2 separate regions of the Mus musculus genome follow, and region 1 is linked to region 2. Evidence: chromatin loops called from intact Hi-C (ENCODE). Cell type or tissue: left cerebral cortex. All regions are shown on one strand.

Region 1 (2,500 bases), 390 kb after region 2:
CTGGGTGGTCTTAAAGAAGGATCTGGACACTCAGCAGGCACCCAGCCTCCCTGCACATCCTGCAGCTGTTTATGCTGCTGTTGGCATGGTTGAAGAAGCTGCTTCAGGACTCTCGTTGAGGGACCTCTGTCTGCTGACACGCGTTTGATGGAAGCTGACCTGAACCTGACAATACAAAGTCTCTCAAATACATTTTTATTTACAGTCTCAATTTTAAAAGTCAGTTTCCAATGGTTAATAAAATAATAATAATAATACTTATTGTTGTTGTTGTTGTTATTGTTATAAAATCTAGCCAAGCAAATAAATCCAGTGGGATTTGGAGACGTAAATGTCAAAAAAAAAAGAGAAAGAAAGAAAGGAAGGAAAGAAGGAAGGAAGGGAGGGAGGGAGGGGGAGCGAGGGAGAGAGAGAGAGAGAGAGAGAGAGAGAGAGAGAGAGAGAGAGAAAGAAGGAGAGAAGGAGAGAAGGAGAGAAAGAGAGAAAGGGAAAGGGAAAGAAAAGAAAAGAAAAGACCCTGCTGTTCATATGGGTGTGTAAGAAAATATAATTGCAACTCTGAGGCTTCGGGTGCTCAGGATAGGACCACCTGAGGATCCATCAGGCCACTGGTAAGAATTTCTGAGAGTGGTTAGGGTGTGGTGGCAGCAAGAATATTTCAGTTAGAAACGTAAATGTTGGGTTTGGAGAGCACGAACATTCTCTAACAGAATTGGGCGGCCAGGTGTTCTCACCAAGACCCACAAAAGACCAGTGTCTCAGAAATCCTTGGGTAACTTTCCCGGGCTGGCGATTCCCACGCGGAGCCACCTTCTCCCGTTGGGCTGCAGCAGCCCAGGTCGCCTGCAATGACAGATGGAGGACCCCGCTCCTCTCTCCATCAACCAAACCCCAGCCCTAGACTCCGCTCCAAGTCCCAACTCCAGCACAGGAGTGGAGCATGGCATGCCCTGGCCTCGGCGCTACCTCCTTGGGAAGCGGGACTCCAAGACGCACTGCGGGGGACACTGACCTGGAAAGCCCGCGCTCCGGGGCTGGCGAGGAGCAGCAAGAGGAGGAAAAGCGCGCGCTGTGAGCCCGGTCCCATCTTGCCACTCACAGCCTTGCTGCTGGGGAAGGCAGGTCGCTGTTCTCTGGCCGCAGTGCGCGGGTCCCTTGCAGCTTCCAAGGCCACTAGTCCGCAGCCGCCTGCACGGGACTGTCCCGACGACGCGGGGAGGCGCCAGCCCTGTGGCGGAGGCGAGAGAGGAGGAGCTGTGGAGCCTGGAATGCGCCTGGGAGCTCGCCCAATCCTCTGCTCTGGGAAAAGAACGGGTGCGACGCCTCGCGACCAAGGGTGGCCAGTGTCCACCCTGGGCTGCCCCACTGTCCGCAGTCCCCACTGCCCGCCGGGAGAGACCTAGGCCCCTGCCAACTACACGCGGCTGATTGATGAGCCAAATTTAGGACTGTCCCACTTCAAAGCCCACATAAGGACATCTTCCTCTAGGACAACAGAGAACAGGGTTAGTATGGCAGAAAGATGGCCTTCATAAATTGGACCAGGTTAGACCGTCTCTTCTTAAACCGTGGGCCGAAAAAAATGGGAGCTGAGTTACTGATTTTAGCAAATGGTGAGGCACGAAACCAAAAATTAATTCAAAATCAAATATAATGAATCCAAGGTATCCTTGGTCTCCATAACTGCTACTGGTCAGATGTCCAGGGGCACCACGGGAATGATCACACACGCACACACACACACACACACACACACACACACACCTAGGACACTTGGCTCAGATCTCAGACTAACTTATGTTACGAAATGAAGTGGTTTTACTGTACACGCTAAGTTTTTTGCTACTTTGTACTACTTACTTATATGAGGTGGTGTGCTCCGTGTGACAATTTTATAACCAAACAATCAATTTAGGGGGGGAAAAAAGTCAAAACTGCTTCTTATTCTTCAATATCAAATATTCAGCCAAGATTTAATTCTTCATGTAAAAATTAATAAAGCATATCAAATTTCCTTTAATTTTAATAAAGGATAAAATTATATTTATAGCAAATAATTACTTTAAAATAAATTTATGATTTATTACCAGTACGTGTTTGATCTGTACACTTCTTCATGTGCCTGAATTCCTAAGGTTGCAGAAATATTTCTCAGTGAAAAGAGACTGAGAGCAAGAAGTTTAAAGGGCTCTGAGTTAGACTAAGTCACCCTTTGGACAACTCTGCCAGTTTTTAAATCAATTCTCCCTAGGGCTTTTGGAAGGCGCGTGCTCAGTGACTAAGTTAAGAGGGCGCATGCTCAGTGACTAGGTTAGGAGGGCGCATGCTCAGTGACTAAGTAGGGCACATGCTCCGTGACGAAGAGTCTACAGCCTTCCTTCTAGTTTTCCGTCTGTTTCCCAAGGGTTTAAAGTAAAGGCCCAGCTACAGAACACGCCTGGGGTCTAGTTAGGTAACAGCCCTGTGACAGGCATGGAATTGAGGTTCCTGTACTCAGGCT
Region 2 (2,500 bases):
TCACTAGAGAAGTCTGATCCAAAAACAGGTCCTCCTGTGCCCCTGAGCATGCTCCCTGAGGGTGACCCCTTGATGGGGAAAAGCCAGGCAGTCCTGCCAGTGTCCAAACCCTCTGGGGACTGAGGCTCATATCCACCTGCGGGAAAGAAGCTGCCTCTTTTAAAACCACAGGATGCATACGAGTAGTTTGGGTATTTGGGGTTGGTTGACTGGTTGATGGGTTGTTTTGTTTCTTTGGGGTATTTTCTTTGAAACAGGATCTTCATTATGTAGCCCAGGCTAGCTTAGAACTTGCCATTCTCCTGCCTCAGCACTCTGTGATAGGATCCTAGGATGTCCCTCATAACCAGGGCACATCCTATAGTTTTTATTTTCAGTGCTGGGCTAGTACCCAGGACCTCATGCATGCTAGACAAGCTCGTGTATGGAACTTTAGAGATAGTATACCTCTCCACTTTGCCCAGGCTCTGCTCCTGCCTTCCCTCGGTGTGACCTGACTGGCTCAAAAGAGTGATCAGCGCAGCCATGGCTGAACACAGCAGAGGACTAGGCGAGGACTAGGCCCATGCGCCCAGCCCTACAGTCGCTGCCCTGGACTCCTCCCAGTCCTGTTTTCAAACTGGAGAGCTGGCTCCAGACAGTTTTCCTGTCTCTAGACTTCAACCTCCTCACCTGTAAAAATCTGAGATCCTGCCAGCCGACATGACCAGGCCAAAGGACCACTCAGATGGCTACATGCTAGTCGCCTTAAGCTTTATAAGTCTCTGCCCAGATCCAGCTGAGCCTAAGATTGCCATATTTCTCTGTAACTCTCAACCTCAATGGTCTGTGGGAATCTCCCAGGTTTTCTGTTCAGTATGCCACAGGGAATGTTTTCTTTTCTTTTTCCCCAAGACCCATCAGGTCACTGACCCAGAATCCCATCTTCTCAGGCTTCTTCTCCGTTGACCCCAGACATCCATGACAGCTGCATGAGGCCCAGTCCAGCAGTCAGGCATGGCATGTCTGGAGAGTGTTCATGGTGAGGACTGAGGTGCCAGAGAGAGGCCAAGTCCCAGAAACAGAATTGATGGCAATCCTTCCACTAAAGCATGTTACTGTCATTTAGTAGAATAGCCAGCAGAGGGCACTGTAGGACAAGGTCAGGAGGCACTTAGACAAAGCTGGGGAAAATCAAATGGTTGGGCACAAATGGAGACAAATTAGATCTAGACAGGCTAGGGAAGTCTCGCTCGTCTCCTCTCTGGTTTACCCCTCCTCACCTGCCACATAGCACTTAACATCTCTTTTTTAGTGGAGTTGATGGCTTGTAGCCCATAACAGCTCCAATGTCCCTCTTCCAAAGATAGCACCATGAACCTTCCTCAGACCCATATGGGAAGGCGACACAGAACATTAGGGGATACAGCACATGGGGAGTGGGAGCCAGAGGAGGAGGGGAGGGACGGGACACCCATGGGCTGTGTGTGCGCCTGTGTCTGTGCCCAGTAGGAGGGGAGGAAAGGCTTTGGGGAAGCCTAGCGTGAGGGTGACCCCCCAAGAGGCTTCAGTGGGGTCTCTAGGGGAGTCTGGTCCAAATCAAACCCTCTTGCTTTCTGTGTGCCAGGGCCCCAGTCCTCACTCCTCATCCTGATTCCCCCCAGGAAAGTTCACACTCTTGTACAGATGTGCCAGGTGTGTGTGTAGCTTCTCCGGATGCTTAGACTACTCTGGAGAACAGGGTCAGGAGACAGCAGTGGTGAGTAACATTGGGTTCCCCACTGTCCCTGGCCACTTTTGTCTGTCAGCCCCCAACCAGAGGACTCTGAACCCCAGCCACTCCCTTAGGTCAGATTAAGACTAAACCCAGAACAAAGAGGATACACATGGGCTGTGTGTGACAGAGGCAGCCAGAGAGTCAGGTGGCCAACCTTCCATAAGTCACGAGTCAATGACTCAGACCCAACAGAGCTAACAGCACACCTGAGGTTGTTTGAGCTCAAAGCAAACAAGTTCCGCTCTCTCATGGATGAGAAAGTGTGCCTTCCACACACTAATTTCTCAGGGCAGGTGGGGAGGGTGGGAGAGGAAGCCCACTATGGGAATCACTTGAGGACCTCAAGTTAGAAAATGGGGACCTTAGTCCCAGCTTGATCCCTATCACCTGTGTGATTTTGGACAAACTTCTTAACTTTTTACATCTCTGCCTCCTTGTGTAGAAAAAACAGATCTCCATATGTCACATAGTAGCTGAGATTCCCTTCCAGAAGACAGAAACATGGCAACCCTCCTGGCTCATCCTTCTCTTTCTCCCAGATGCTCAGCTCCTGGGACAGCTCGGGAACTCCCAAGCAAGTCCTCCAGTCCTGCTACTTCTTAAGTTTGGCAATATTCCCAAATTTGAGGTCTCTAGTATAAAGAATGCCTACACACACACACACACACACACACACACACACACACACACACACACACACGAGACAAACTCTGAGAAACTCACATACCTTGTCTGATGAGTCTA

What was found. Peaks named below come from ENCODE experiments on the same cell type or tissue, not always from the same donor. Only the 100,000 strongest peaks of a DNase experiment are listed, where the experiment ranks them.
Region 1: it touches region 2 in a loop (2.6-fold over the local background); 7 of 42 quality-filtered maps call a loop at or near these places.

Annotation. Positions count from the first base shown.
Region 1 is chr2:128,862,660-128,865,159 of GRCm38, reverse strand. It overlaps Fbln7 (fibulin 7), which reads right to left and starts at 1,228. Exons shown (of 8, transcript NM_024237.4): 1 at 1,013-1,228. The coding sequence starts at 1,087. In left cerebral cortex, a CTCF peak has its summit at 1,318; a DNase peak (open chromatin) is centred at 1,206; H3K4me3 peaks cover 934 bases.
Region 2 is chr2:129,257,606-129,260,105 of GRCm38, reverse strand. No RefSeq gene overlaps it. Among named protein-coding and RNA genes, the nearest start is that of Ckap2l, 38 kb to the left of the region's middle. In left cerebral cortex, a CTCF peak has its summit at 1,119 (motif pointing right); DNase peaks (open chromatin) are centred at 1,126 and 1,752.